Linked DNA regions of Homo sapiens: region 2 is linked to region 1. Evidence: chromatin contacts called from ENCODE Hi-C data. All regions are on one chromosome and are shown on one strand. Each heading gives the region's core, a stretch centred on a gene start or an enhancer-like site at or near the end of the contact. The rest is flanking DNA. Distances are from core to core; before and after follow the strand shown.

Evidence for each region. Hi-C counts contacts between places; a loop is a spot of excess contacts on that map. Pooled maps may share reads with other maps.
Region 2: a loop to region 1 is called in a map with no recorded cell type, with 4 times the contacts of the local background. The contact joins the enhancer-like site here to the promoter of POM121C in region 1. A Hi-C loop is called at or near these places in 1 of 37 single-sample maps with no recorded cell type and 9 of 50 pooled maps.

What each region holds. Positions count from the first base shown.
Region 1 is chr7:75,481,148-75,488,943 of GRCh38, forward strand. POM121C (POM121 transmembrane nucleoporin C) reads right to left here and starts at 5,152. Exons shown (of 15, transcript NM_001099415.3): 1 at 4,717-5,152. RefSeq lists enhancers at 4,460-4,539, 4,877-5,376 and silencers at 4,820-4,889, 4,910-5,059.
Region 2 is chr7:75,647,510-75,655,305 of GRCh38, forward strand. The region is part of intron 1 of HIP1 (huntingtin interacting protein 1); the gene reads right to left. Among named protein-coding and RNA genes, the nearest start is that of HIP1, 88 kb to the right of the region's middle. RefSeq lists a silencer at 5,322-5,616. Within about 2 kb of position 2,785, at least 16 of the 41 ENCODE cell types and tissues checked have a DNase peak (open chromatin) inside an H3K27ac peak, as active enhancers do.

The sequences.
Region 1 (7,796 bases), core at 3,902-6,401:
TTTGTAAAATCCTTGCAATTTTTCTGAAAATCTGAAATGATTTCAAAATAAAATGCTAAATAGAAAATAATGCTATCAAATATATATGTATATATTTGCTATCAAACATATATTATATGTATATATTTGCTATCATATATATCAAATATATTTCAAAAGGACTCAGAAACCAACTTAAAGGGATTCCGTCTGGCCAAAGATGGAACCACTTAATTTTCAAAAAGAATCACAACTTCTATGTACTGAAATATTTACTATCTGTTTAAACCCATGAGCTCATGATGGTAACAAAACAAAATACCCTCCTGCTTAAAAGCCTACTCAATATTTTAGAAACTGTCTTTCCTGCATGAATTACATAAACAAATAGAGAATAGAAATTTATCTTTAGAAAAGTATTCTAGGCCAGCCGTGGTGGCTCATGCCTATAATCCCAACACTGGGAGGTTAAAGAAGAGGATCACTTGAGCCCAGTTCAAGACCAGCCTGGGCAACATAGAGAAACCTGTCTCTACTAAAAATTAAAAAATCAGCTGGGCATTGTGGCATATGACTATACTCCCAGCTACTTGGGAGGCTGAAGTGGGAGGATCACTTGAGCACAGGAGTTTGAGGCTGCAGTGAGCCATAAACGTGCCAGCCTAGGCGACAGAGTGAGACTCTGTCTCCAAAAAAAGAAAAGAAAAGTATTTTGGCTAGTAAATAAAGAAGAAATGGTAGAATTAGCAGATCACCATTTTGCCTCCCCTAATGAAGGCAAATCACAGCAATAGTAAATCACAGCAATAATCAAGTCAATAGTTCTTAACTTCACAAAAACAAAGAAGGTAACACGTGCCTCCAGAAGTAGACAAATGCCACGTATGGTATAGTTGTGTGAAAAGAACTGAACATAAACCTGATTAGACTTCCAGATCAAACTACCAATTTTACCAAGGCATACAAGATATTTTTAAAAAATGTGCTAAAGGTGAAACAAGGGTAACATAATCCAAACTGAGGATAACCAACCCAGTTTCTTCAAAACAATGAGCACGCAGGAGACATACTATGGGAACTATTAAAAGATTTAACCCAACTGCCACATGTATTAAGAAAGACAGTATTATGGGTTATTCCTAGCCCCTTTTAAAAAGATTCCTTATTGGTCAGGTGTGGTGGCTTACACCTGTAATCCTACCACTTTGGGAGGCTAAAGTGAAAGGACTGCTTGAGGCCAGGAGTTTGAGACCAGCCTGAGCAATACAGTGAGAATACATTTCTAGGCCGGGAGCAGTGGCTCACGCCTATAATCCTAGCACTTTGGGACACCGAGGCGGGCAGACTGCCTGAGCTCAGGAGTTCGACATGCATGACACGGTGAAAGCCAGTCTCTACTAAAATACAAAAAAAATTAGCGAGGTGTGGCAGCGTGCACCTGTAGTCCCAGCTAGGCGGGAGGCTGAGGCAAGAGGATCGTGTGGGCCCGGGAGATTGAGGTTGCAGTGAGTTGTGATCACGTCTCTACACTCCAACCTGGGTGACAGAGCAAGACCCTATCTCAAAAAAAGAAAAAAAGAAACAAAACAAAACAGACTTCACCATTTAAAGACAAACAAATACTTACAGATGAATCTTTTTAAAAGCCAAGAAAAGAGAGACTCCATGGAGAAAATATCAGTTTGGAAGTAACGGATGTCAAAGGCAGACAAAGGGTACTGTGAGGAAGGGGCTAGGAAATGCCCACTGGATTTGACTGCAATTAAATCACTGGTCACCTTTACTGACTGACTTAGCAAAGTGAAAAGGACAAAACGAAAACACGGAGAAGTGAAATGAGAAACAGAAATGAGGAAATCTTCACAAGAGAGTAACTGTTTGTATTGTTTGCTGTGCAACCCGAACAAAAAGACGAACAAATATTTGACGGATGATCACGTCATTCATTCCCCCCATGATCTAGGACTCAACAGTAAAAACAGAATTGTTTACTTGGATCACGATATTTCCGTCCCTGGAAAAATTATATGCACCAAGTTCTCCTTGGGCAGCAGGCCCTCTGCTTACATAAGCACCAAGAATAAGCCATAAGTTACAGTAATTTAATGGTTGTTGTTAGGAAAGCTATCCACAATTATATCAACTTGAATGAAGAAATTTTTCCAAGTCCCAGAAAATCTTTTAAGTCCACAAGTAACAAAACTGGTTTCTCCTTATAATCAATGCAAACGATGTCATGGATGGTGATATGGTTTCGGTGTGTGTCGCCTCCCAAATCTCATGTTCAATTGTAATCCCCAATGTTCCCTCTTCCTCCTGCTCTGGTGATGGAAGATGCACCCACTTTCCCTTCACCTTTCACTTGACTGTAAGTTTCCTGAGGACTCCTCAGCCACGCTTCCTATGATAGAGCCTGCAGACGTGAGCCAATTAAACCTCTTTTCTTTATAAATTACCCAGTCTTGGTTATTTCTCTATAGCAGTGTGAGAATGGACTAATACAGATGGCATTTTCCTTTTGTGATGACTGCCAAGAGTATCAGTCCTAGGTGCGGCTCAATTTCAACAGCCTTAAAATATACTACCCATACATACAAGCTTCACAAATCATTTTTGGTGCTGATCTGCCACACTAACTATATTTTACAGGATAATGTCTATTTCCACATTCCCATTTTAAAGTATGAATCCTGGCTGGGCTCGGTGGCTCATGCCTGTAATCCCAGCACTTTGGGAGGCTGAGGCGGGAGGATCACCTGAGGTCAGGAGTTTGAGACCAACCTGGCCAACATAGTGAAACCCCATCTCTTCTAAAAATACAAAAAATTAGCTGGGCATGGTGGCCCACGCCTGTAATCCCTGCTACTCAGGAGGCTGAGGCAGGAGAATCACTTGAACCCAGGAGGTGGAGGTTGCAGTGAAGCGAGATCATGCCACTGCACTGCAGCCTGGGCAACAGAGCAAGACTCCATCTCAAAAAAAAGAAAAAAAAAAGTATGAATCCTTACAAACCTCTTAAAATGCATCATAAAATAAAGTTGAGGAACATATACACAAGCAGGAAAACTCACCTGCAATGTGTTCATTTTCTGCTGCTCTTGGAAACATGCAGAGACTGTGGCTGATAGACCTAGAGGGGCAGAAGCAGGTCACTGAAGTCATGAGGGCTCCGGCCTGCAAAGGCAGAAATCACCTGCATAAGAACCGCAAAAGAAAGCTCAATAGGCTAACACCCTGTGAACACTCAACCTGCAAACACTCAGAAGGGTCTAAAAGAGTGATACAGGGTTTCACCATGTTGGCCAGGCTGGTCTCAAATTCTGGCCTCAAGTGATCCGCCTGCCTGGGCCAACATGGCAAAACCCCGTCTCTACTTAAAAATAACAAAAAAAATTAGCCAGGCATAGAGTCACATGCCTGTAGTCCCAGCTACTCAGGAGGCTGAGGCACGAGAATCCTTTGAACCTGGGAGGTGGAAGTTGCAGTGAGCCGAGACCACGCTGTTGCATTCCAGACTGGGTGAGAGACACTGTCTCAAAAAAAAAAAAAAAAAAAAAAAGAGTGATAGGGGAAGCATGCGCCTGTAACTCTAAGATAATCAGGTAGTAATTAGATGAGTTAGACTCTCATGGGTAACATGACTCCTTTTACAAATAGTCTGCCATCATCATCAAATACAAGGCGCAAAAAGAAAAAAAATTCCCATTATACGGCTCATGTTTTTTGTGGTTTGTTGGTTGAGACAGGGTCTCAATCTGCCACCCAGGCTGGAGTGCAGTGGTGCATTCACGGCTCTCTGCAGCCTCGACCTCCTGGGCTCCATCCATCCTCCCACTTCAGCCTCCTGAGTAGCTGGGACCACAGATGCATCCCAGCATGCCTGGCGACTTTTGTATTTTTTGTAGTCAGGGTGTCCCCATGTTGTCTAGGCTGGTCTCTAACTCCTGGTCTCAAGGGATACTCTTGCCCTAGCCCCGCAAAATGCTCGGATTACAGGTGTGAGCCACTGCATCCCGCCCGCATTTTCTTATTGTCTCTTTAAACTGCTTAAAATAAAATAAGCCATAGGAATTGAGTATGTGAGCTCTCAGAAATGAAATGAATGTGTATAAAATATGGTTTTGTTTCTAAATTATCTAACTGAACTTGGTTATTGCTGCACCTAATAATCTTCTATTAAGAAAACTAGGATACGGGAGAAAGAACACTGGCCTGGGAGATAAGTCTCCTGGGTTCTACTATGAGCAGCTCTACCCACAAAGCCGGTGACCTGGTCAAGTCACCCACCTAAGGCCCAGTCTCTTCCCCTAGCAACTGAGGCAGCAGCAGAGAATCCCTGCAGACTGTTCCTGCATTACTACGATTCTCCCAGGGCAGGTCTAAGGGGGGGGATCAGCAGACACTTAAGTGAGAGAATAGAAGTGCTGACGGACGTTTAGAGGCGGTCGAAATCTGGAGCACGGAGAGGAGGAGGAAGGACTGTTAGGGGTTAGCGGGGAGTGGAGACGACGTCCGCAGCTGAGGGTGGTGACACCCTCCACGCCTCCGTAAGCCTCGTCCTCCCAGATCTTCCCATGCAGCACCTGTTCGGTGCAGCCGGACCCTGCCCTCAAACCCAACACATGTCTCTCCGGCAAGCAATCGGGACCCTCCCTCTGCCCCACACTCAAAGGTCCCCAACACAAGGTGACTTCACCCAGGCCCTTCTCGCTCCGGGCCCAAAAACCCAAGACTTACCCTCCTGGGGCTCCGCAGCCTCTGCCCCACGGCTCCCGAGAGGCCGGGGCGGGCTGCTGTCGCTGGCGCGCGCGTCTGCTCGCGAGGTCCCCTCCTGTCCACCTCACCAAGGCTGTTCTGCTCCCGAGGGGCCCGGGCCGGGCCTACGGGGCAAATCCAGGCGGGTGTCCTTCTCGGGGCCCAGATCCGCCTCCCTGGGGCTCCCGGCCCCTCTGGCCCCAGCGCCGCCGGCTCCGGGGTTCACGCTCGGGGGTCCCAGCTCGAGCCTCTACCCGGCCCGCGCGAACCCTGGGCCGCACAGCTCCCGCCCGCCTAGGTGCTGGTCCGGGCGGTCAGCATCCAGCCCCGCAGACTCGGTGATTCTCGTCCACTAGAAGCCAAAGCCTGGGAACGAGAGCAAGCGATGACCTGAAGAGGCACAGGAAGCGAGGGCAGTGCGGAGGTGGCGCGCATGTGCGAACACGCACGCAGGGAGAGGTGCACAAGCGCAGGAGTGCACCGGAAGTCCGCCTCCCGGGACACCCACCGCGGGTCCCAGGACAAGTAACGGACTCTATTTCCCAGGAGCCTACGCGCTCCCCCAGTTTTGGGGCCGTCTTAAATGTCTCTACCCTGCCTAAAGGTTAAGAAGCTCCAGGCTATGAGCTTTGGCAGCCCTGAACCCCGGACTGAACTTCACCTTTGTCTTTACTCCCTTTTAGGGTCAAATCCAGGGCTCCGTTACTGGGTCCTGGAGCCCAAGTCCTCTGGGTTAGAACGGAGTTTCCCATAAGGAGAAGGAAAGGAAAGGGTGTATCATGGTCACTGCTCTGAAATGCTGAGAAGTTTCACTCAAATACTGGGACAGGATAAATGCCCAGCGATGCTTTCCAAGGAACAAAAAGAAAATAGAATTTGTAGCTGGGCGCAGTGGCTCAAGCCTGTAATCCCAGCACTTTGGGAGGCCGAGGCGGGCAGATCGCGAGGTCAAGAGATAGAGATCATCCTGGCCAACATGATGAAACCCTGTCTCTACTAAAAATACAAAAATTAGCTGGGCGTGGTGGCGCGTGCCTGTAATCCCAGCTACTCGGGAGGCTAAGGCAGGAGAATCACTTGAACCTGGGAGGTGGAGGTTGCAGTGAGCCGAGATCACGCCACTGCACTCCATCCTGGCGACAAAGCGAGACTCCATAGCTTTTCTAGATCACACAGCGAATGCCTAAAAACCGTAGAGAAATAAGGACATACACACACAAACTGAACGAGGAAGAGATACCTGTGATCCTACCTTCCCCAGGAGGATTATGTTTAGGGTTAGGTTATGTTGACCAAAAAGAGTCAAAGTCTATAAAGAGTTTTATTCTGGGCCTCCTATTTGAGTGACCATGGCTGGTGACACAGCCTCAGGGGGTCCTGAGAACGTGAGCCCAAAGTAGTTGGGTTACAGCTTGGTTTTATGCATCTTAGGGAGACAGTAGTTACAGGCAAAGACATAAATCAATACATGGGAAGTATATGTTGGGTCAGCCAGGAAAGGCTTTCAGGTCACTAGTAGATTGAAAGACTGGCAGTTGGTTCAGAGTTAAGTGTTGGCTGAACAGCTGGAAGACTACATAAAGAAATGGGCCATTGCGGTGGCTCATGCCTGTATTCCCAGCATTTTGGGAGGGTGAGCTGGGAGGATCCCTTGAGGCCAGGAGTTCAAGGACAGCCTGGGCAACACAGCGAGACCCCCACTTCTACAAAAAAAAAAATAATTATCCAGGTGTGGTGGTGCATGCCTGTAGACTCAGCTACTCAGGAGGCTGAGATGGGAGGATCGCTTGAGCCTGGGAAGTTGAGGCTACAGTGAGCCATGATGGCACCACTGCATTCCAGCTTGGGCAACAGAGAAGAAAAGAAAGAGAGAGAGAGAAAAAGAGAGAGAGGAAGGAAGGAAAAAGAGGGAGGGAAAAAAAAGAAGGAAAAGTTTGAGTTAAGATAAGGGGGATTGTGGAAACCAAGGTTCTTGTTATGTAGGTGAAGCCTCAGAACAGGCTTCAGAGAGAATAGATGATAAATATCTCTTATTGGATCTTAAAAGGTGTCAGACTCTCCAGAAAAGACCTGGAGTCTTTTCTGTAAGGCAAAGAGATTCTCTACAGAATGCAAATTTCCCCCAAAGAGATGGCTTTGCAGGACTATTTTAAAGTTTGTCAAAGAAAATATGTTATGGGGTAAAATACTGTGATTTACTTCAGGGACTGCTATCTGTCATGTGATGCTATATCAGAGTCTGGTTGGAGATGGGTATCTTACTGATAAAAAGAGCCTGTTTTGTCAGTCCTATGATGTCTATTCTAATAGAGATCATAATGTTGGTCAGCTGTGCCTAAACTCTGACGGGAGGAGAATTATGACAAGGCATATCCAACCCCCTCCTTCCCATCATGACCTAAATTAGTTTTCCATGTTTATTTTGGATCCTGTTGGCCAACAGGGGAGTCCACTGAGTCAGTTGTGGGGGCTTAGAATTTTATTTTTGGTTTACAATTAAAATGTCAATTTTCAAAAATGGGATCATAAAGACAATGATTCATCACAATTTTTTGGTGAAATCTAACAGTGTTCTTGCCCAGTTGTTTCATAAAAACTGGTAAGGAAAAGACTAAAAATAAATTCTTCTGAAGCCAGGTGCAGTGGCTCACGCCTGTAATCCCAGCACTTTGGGAGGCCGAGGCCGGCGGATCATGAGGTCAGGAAATCAAGACCATCCTGGCCAACATGGTGAAACCCCGTCTCTACTAAAACACAAAAAATTAGCCGGGTGCGGTGGTGCGTGCCTGTAGTCCCAGATACTTGGGAGGCTGAGGCAGGGGAATCACTTGAACCTGGGAGGCAGAGATTGCAGTGAGCCGAGATCAGGCCACTGCACTCCAGCCTGGGAGACAGAGCAAGACTCCATCTCAAGATAAATAAGTAAATAAATAGATTATTCTGTTAACCTAGAATATTCTCTCCACAAATTCAGAAAATAAAGAAAACAATTTTATTATTGAATAAGCATTAAACCAGACTGTGATGCCCATCACAGGTGATCCATTAATGAGATGCAAAGA
Region 2 (7,796 bases), core at 1,535-4,034, 160 kb after region 1:
CTTTTGGGACTTTCGCTGCTGCTAAGCCATCTCAGAAGTGTGCTTCCCTTCAGAGGAAGGGACACATGAAAGGCGGAATGAGTGGACAGACAATAGTTTCAAATAAAGAGAAACCAAAGTTCTCCCGGAGCTCTCAGGCAATTCACCATGATGCTCTGGGTCAGGGTGTGCATGGCTGCTCCAAGGCCCTGCTGGCCCTGGCAGCAGCTGGTTGGTCTGCAGGGACCTGGACAGACCAGCCAGTTCTGTCCCCATTTAGGGAGGCACCATGCACTTGCACATGTGGACGGAGCTGTGAAAGGGAAGATCATGGGTGCAGTGTGCTTGAAGAGGTGGGGCAGTGGGACTGAACACGAGTGGCAGTGTGACCAAGTGTGAGGCGTGGTGTGAACCAGGTGAGTTCTATGCTGGAAGCAGAGCCATCTCACTGAGCAGATACACAGGGAGGGTGAGGGAGTTCCAGCTGGGCAGGGAGTTCCAGCTAGACCCCTTAGGCCCTCCTGTGTAGGCCACAGAAAGACAGCACAGGCTGCTATGCAGGGAGGGGTATGCTAGCCAGCCAGGCAAAGACAGACTCAGGTGCAAAGCACTGGGCACTTCTTGGCTTTCGGAGCTCCAGCTGAGGCTGGCTGGGGTAGCTGGGGCTGGTTGGAGTAGCTGAGGCTGGTTGGAGTAGCTGAGGGCTGGATGGAGTAGCTGAGAGTGGTTGAAGTAGCTGGGACTAGTTGGAGTAGCTGAAGCTGGTTGGAGTAGTTGGGGCTGGTTGGAGTAGCTGGGGCTCGTCGGAGTAGTTGGGGCTGATTGGAGTAGCTGGGGCTGGTTGGAGTAGATGAGGCTGGTTGGAGTAGCTGGGTCTGGTTGGAGTCACTGGGCAGGGTCATGGAGGAGCATCAAGCCTCAAAGCCCCTGTAGATTCAGTGTTCTCCCTGAACACTCTGCCCCTGATATTACTAGATCTGTTTTTCCTCCTGACACTGCTGTTGCCCCGATATTAAACACAGGTGTCCATGGTCCCTTTCCACAGATTTGACGTCGCAGGGGAAAGGGTGATTTCAAGCACGGCTGAGCCATATGCGGATGCCAGGTGCACCCCCAGAACCTTTCCATTCTGCATGATAGACCCCCTAAGCTGCCGGAAGTCAGGGGCTGCAGAGGTGAGCCAGGAAGACAGAAGCCTGAATTGGGGCCATGGCTTCAAGAAGGGGGCAAGGAGAGACATGAGACGTGCTGTGGGAAGGAAGGCGGCACAGAGACACCCTGCCCAGAGAGCAGACCCTGGGAATGGGAGGCAGTGGGGACATTAAGAGGAATCAGGGTCAGGTTCAGTGACTCAGGCCTGTAATCCCAGCACTTTAGGAGGCCAAGATGGGAGGATCGCTTGAGCTCAGGAGTTTGAGGCCAGTCTGGGCAACATAGTGAGACCTGGTCTCACTGGGACTACAGGTGCATGCCACCATGACTGGCTATTTTTTATTTTTTTCTTAGAGATGGGGTCTCACTGAGTTGTCCAGGCTAGGAACTTTTTTTTTTTTAAGACAGAGTTTTGCTCTTGTTACCCAGGCTGGAGTGCAATGGCATGATTCCGGCTCACCGCAAACTCCGCCTCCCGGGTTCAAGCAATTCTCCTGCCTCATCCTCCCGAGTAGCTGGGATTATAGGCATATGCCACCACACCCAGCTAATTTTGTATTTTTAGTAGAGACGGGGTTTCTCCATGTTGGTCAGGCTAGTCTCAAACTCCCGACCTCAGATGATCAGCCTGCCTTGGCCTCCCAAAGTGCTGGGATTACAGGCGTGAGCCACTGCAGCTGGTCTGGAACATTTTTAAATGAAATCATAGCAAAGCACTTTTCCAATGCTCCTCGCCCTTTGAGTGAACCTAAATTACTATTAGCAGTAGTAGCAGCAATGACCCTGAACACTATTTTCCAAGCACCCACTATGCACAGCCATACCTACCTCTGAATCTGAGAGGGCAAAAATAAAGGAGCCAGACAGAGGGTGGAGGAAAACAGAGGTTGTTATTGCCAGCTGCGGTTCTTCACCCCAGCTGCACACTCCAATTACCTGGGAAGCCTGGGCCCCGCCCCAGGGATTCTGATGTAATGGGTCTGGGATCAGCCTGGGCATCAGAACTTTAAACCTCCCCCAGGAGGCTGTGATGTGTAGCCAAGACTATGAACAACTGAACAACCACAGCCAGGACTCAGGAACCCCCGGCCTGGTCTTGGCTGAAGCTGAGGGCTGCAGGAAGCAAGGAAGTGTGGCACTTCCCTTACTGCTTCTCCTACACGGGGAATTTCCAAGCTCCCACCTGGAATTTTCCATCCCTTGGCCAAAAGTTCAGCATAGGCGGAGACCTCTGAACGCTTTGCCTCTGATATTAATAGACCTGTTTTTCCTCCTGACACTGCTGTTCCCCCCATATTAAACACAGGTGTCCATGGTCCCTTTCCACAGATTTGACATCACAGGGGAAAGGGTGACTTCAAGCGTGGCTGAGCTATATGGAGATGCCAGGTGCACCCCCAGAGCCTAACCATTCTGCAAGATAGACCCCCTAAGAAAAACACCTGGCTTGGTCTTAGGATCTCATGATTAGCTGGCGGGTTCTGGGAAGCAAAGATCTGCCGAATTTCTAAAGCCTCTCCAGGCAGGCTGCGGGAGGCCAGCAGGGGTCAGAGGGCCTTTTAGAGGCACCAGGACAGACGGGAGCCACTCAGCCAAGTCCCTGAGTCAGCAAACAGCCTGGAAACCTCGCCTCAAGGGTGCCCCAGGCTGCCAGAGCTCTCTGCCCCTGCCCGCCAGCTCCTCCCTGTAAGTGGTAATTTGGAGCACCCTTAATGGCCCAGTTCAGGAGCTGCCAGCCTTGTACTGGGGAGAGGTTTTTCCACTGCTTCTCCGCTGGAGGACAAGTCCAGGGATGTGTCTCTGCCCAGTTATCTTTTTTTTTTTTTTTTTGAGACAGAGTCTCCCTCTGTCACCCAGGCTGGAGTGCAATGGTGCGATCTTGGCTCATTGAAACCTCTACCTCCTGGGTTCAAGGGATTTTCCTGTTTTAGCCTCCCAAGTTGCTGGAATTACAGGTGCACACCACCACGCCCATCTAATTTGTGTATTTTTAGTAGAGACGGGGTTTCGCCATGTTGGCCAGACTGGTTTCAAACTCCTCGGCCTCCCAAGGTGCTGGGATTACAGGCGTGAGCCACCATACCCGGCTCTGCCCAGTTATCTCCAAAGCAGTGTCCCAGAAGCATGGACCAGGCTGAGGGCAGGAAGTACCAGCTCAGAGTCGCCTGTAGTGGCTCAGAGCTGGTGTCCCCGCCCTGGGGAGGGTGGCAGCCAAGCTAATTCCATGTTATCACGGCTTACAGGAAGCCAGCTTGGCCCGGCTGTGAGCCAGCAGCAATTTACTGGCCTTGGGGGCAGAGTGAGGGAGAAGAGGGAAGAGAAAGGAAAACACAGCCCTCTCCCCACCACACAAAAAAACTGATTCTGGGTTATTGTTAGGTGCTTATTCATCCCGCACATTTCTTTTTGAGAGCCACGACATGAGCTCTGCAACCAAAGCCATTTAGCAAGAGACAGCTGCCCACACAGGAGGAGGGAGGGGCATGGGGGGACTCAGTCCGCATGAAAACGGGGGAGGGTGAGAGGGTCTTCAAAGACCTGAGGCACAGTGGCTCACACCTGTAATCCCAGCACTTTGGGAGGCAGAGGCAGGCCGATCACGAGGTCAGGAGTTCGAGACCAGCCTGGTCAATATGGTGAAACCACCGTCTCTACTAAAAATACAAAAATTAGCCAGGCATGGTAGTGGGCACCTATAGTCCCAGCTACTCGGGAGGCTGAGGCAGAAGAATCGCTTGAACCCGGGAGGTGGAGGTTGCAGTGAGCCAAGATTGTGCCACTGCATTCCAGCCTGGGTTACAGAGTGAGACTCCATATCTCAAAAAAAAAAAAAAAAAAAAAAAAAAAAAAAGAAGGATTCTCCACACTGTAAAAACATCCCAAGATTCTAAAGCCAAAGTAGGGATGCTGAATGCAGAGTGGTTCTTACATCAGAACCCCAAGTTCAAGTCCTGCCTTCCTATCTGTGTAGCCTTGGGTGGGTCACTGTCAAATTCAGAGGAGGCCCTGGGCGGCAACCCTGGCTGCAACACTTATTCTACGTGTGGCCTTGGGCAAGTCACTCAACTTCTCTGTGCCTCAGTTTCTCTGTCTATAAAACAAGGCTAATCATAGCTACCTCTTGGGGTTGTTTTGACGCTAAGTTAATATTATGGAAAGTATTTAGAAAATTGCCTGCATACCTACTGTTATATAAAGGTTAGTGATTGTTTTTATTAAAGCACTGGGCATGGTGGTGGGCACCTGTAGTCCCAGCTACTCGGGAGGCTGAGGCAGGAGAATCGCTTGAACCCGTGAGGCGGAGGTTGCAGTGAGCTGAGATTGCGCCACTGCACTGCAGCCTGGGCGACAGAGCGAGACTCTGTCTCAAAGAAAAAAAAAAAGCACTATATGAGCCTGGTATGGTGGCTCACACCTGGAATCCTAGCAATTTGGGAGGCCAAGGCAGGTGGATCACCTGAGGTCAGGAGTTTGAGACCAGCCTGGCCAACATGGTGAAACCCCATCTCTATGAAAAATAACAAAAATTAGCTGGGCATGGTGGCGTGTACCTGTAATCCCAGCTACTCGGGAGGCTGAGGCAGGAGAATCACTTGAACCCAGTTGGTGGAGGTTGCAGTGAGCTGAGATTGCACCACTGCACTCCAGCCTGGGTGACAGAGCGAGACTGTCTCAAAAAAAAAAAAAAAACCACTATATGTATGTTAATTTTTTCATTGTTTTAAGTTTACATTTTCATTTTTTAAGAGATGGGGTGTTGCTCTGTCATCTGGAGTGCAGTGGTGCGATTATAACTCACTGCAGCCTCCAACTCCTGGGCTCAAACAATCCTCTCACCTCAGCCTCCTGAGTAGCTAGGACTACAGGTGCGTGCCACTGCTCCTAGCTAATTTTTAAATTTTTTGTAGAAATGGTGTCTCGTTTTTGTTGCCTGGGCTGGTCTTGAACTCCTGGGCTCAAGCAATCCTCCTGCCTTGGCCTCCCGAAGTGCTGGGACTACAGGCATGAGCCACCATGCCCAGCCACATGTTAATTATTACTGTTAGTGAAAAAAAAAAACTCGTTTATAATGCTATATTAGAGTATGGATAGAATGTGAAGATCAGAGCCACAGAAAGTCTGAAGTGGTGAAGAGGTAAAATAGAAAGTCATATTCACAATCGAACTCCTACCAGTGATGAGTGTGGAAGAGGCTTTATATCTTTTTAGATGAGAAAGCTAAAACTTACTTCTCCCCCTGTGAACAGGGCAATACCCACTCTTGAGGGTCATAAAGGGTTAATGCAAACAGAAGCTCCCAGCAAAGCTCACAGGAGGTGCTCCTGAGGTCAGCTGAGTGTGACAGTTAATTCCATGTGTCAACATGATTGGGCCACAGGGTGCCCAGATATTTGGCTAAACAATATATGTGGGTGTGTCAGTGAGGGTGTCTCTGAAAACTCTGGTAAATAACATATATGTTGGCTGCATTCATTAGGATATGTGATTTGGGTAATAAAGGTCTGGGAGAAAAAAAAAAACAAATTTGATCTCATTAAGCAGAGGAATTCCTATTCCTCCCCAGGCTGGGGGTCTGCTCTGGGAATCTCATTGGCAATGAAGCACTTGATGAGATGTGTCCACGACTGTCAGATATCACACACGTCAAGCCTTAGGCACACACTAGTTCTGTAATCTGAGGCATCTTACTCTCTGTGGACCTCAGTGTGTCTATTAATAAAATAGGTATAGACTAGGCATGGTGGCTTATACCTGTAATCCCAGCACTTTGGGAGGCTGAGGCGGGAGGATTGCTTAAGGCCAGGAGTTCGAGACCAGCCTGGGCAACATAGTGAGACCCCCATCTCTACAAAAAATAGAAAAATTAGCGGGCTGTGGTAGTGCATGCCTGTAGTACCAGCTAATCAGGAGGCTGAGGCAGGAGGATCATTTGAGCACAGGAGGTTGAGGCCTTATGCTTGTAATCCCAGCACTTCGGGAGGCTGAGGCAGGTGGATCACCTGAGCTCAGGAGTTTGAGACTAGCCTGGCCAACATGGTAAAACACTATCTCTACTAAAAAATACAAAAATTAGCCAGGCGTTGCGGTGGGTGCCTGTAATCCCAGCTACTTGGGAGGCTGAGGGACCTGTTCTTGGACCACTGAGTGATCGCTGGGGCCAAGGCCTTTGTCTTTCTTGTTCGTGGCTGAATCCCTGCCTCCCGAGCTGTGCCTGGCATGGAGCAGACACTCAGTTAGTACTTGCTGAATGTGTGAGTGAATGCATGCAAGAAATGACTTCACCATGCCAGGCCCTATTTTGAGTGCTGGGCACACAAGGTCTCTGCAGTCTCGAAAACTAGTGGGCACCTCTGGCTTTAGCAAAGGCACTTACAGCCAGGTCACATGCCTCAGTACGCTCTGCAGCAGGGGCACTTACAGAGCACTAATGACACACAGGGAAGCCAAGGTTTCCTCTAAGAAACAGAACATGGCCGGGCGCAGGGGCTCACACCTGTAATCCCAGCACTGTGGGAGGCCAAGGCGGGCGGATCACCTGAGGTCAGGAGTTTAAGACCAGCCTGGTCAACATGATGAAACCCCATCTCTACTAAAAATACAAAAATTAGCTGGGCATGGTGGCGCACGCCTGTAGTCCCAGCCACTCAGGAGGCTGAGGCAGGAGAATCACTTGAACCCGGGAGGCGGAGGTTGCAGTGAGCTGAGTTCGCGCCACTGCACTCCAGACTGAGTGACAGAGTGTCCATCTCAAAAAAAAAGAAGAAACAGAACTAATGTCACATGTCTGATTCATTCATCAAATGTTATGGCTACAGGTTCTTTCCACGGCTCTGTGCTGCCTCTTGCTGTCCTGTTATACAATCCAGTGGTCTGGAGTTCATTTGGCCATCCATCCAACCAACCAGGCCAACCTTCACTCGGTACCACCAGAGGCTGGGTTCTGTGCTCGGCTTCAGAGTGAGAGAGGAATACGGGGAGGTGACTGCAAAACTCGGTTAAGAACAGGGCTCCGTGACTTCTCTTTCCTCCTCCTCCGAGTATCTCCTCTGCAGCTGCTGTGGAAAACAGTTTGAGGGCGCTTCAAAAATTAAACAGGGGCTGGCCACAGTGGCTCACGCCTGTAATCCCAGCGCTTTCGGAGGCCGAGGTGGGAGGATTGTTTGAACCCAGGAGTTCTAGCCTGGGCAACATAGCAAGAGCCCATCTCTACAAAAAATAAAGAAATTAGCCGGGCATGGTGGCACATGCTTGTGGTCCCAGCTACTCTGGAGGCTTAGGCAGGAGGATCTCTTGAGGCCAGGAGTTCAAGACAGCCTGGATAACATACCAAGGCCCCATCTCTACAACAATGATGACAAAAGTTAAACCGAATTACCACATGACCCAGCAATGCCACTCCTGGGCATCTGCCCAAAAGAACTGAAAGCAGGGACTTAAACAAATACTTGCACACCCATGTTCACAGCAGCATTATTCACAACAGCCAAAAGGTGGGGACAGCCCAGGTGTCCATCAACAGACGAATGCATTGACAAAATGTGGTCTATCCACACCATGAAATATTATTCAGCCATAGAAAGGAATGAGGTTCTGATACATAATGCACTGCGGCTGAATTTTGAAAACATTCTGCTAAGTGAAATAAGCCAGACACAGGCCGGGCA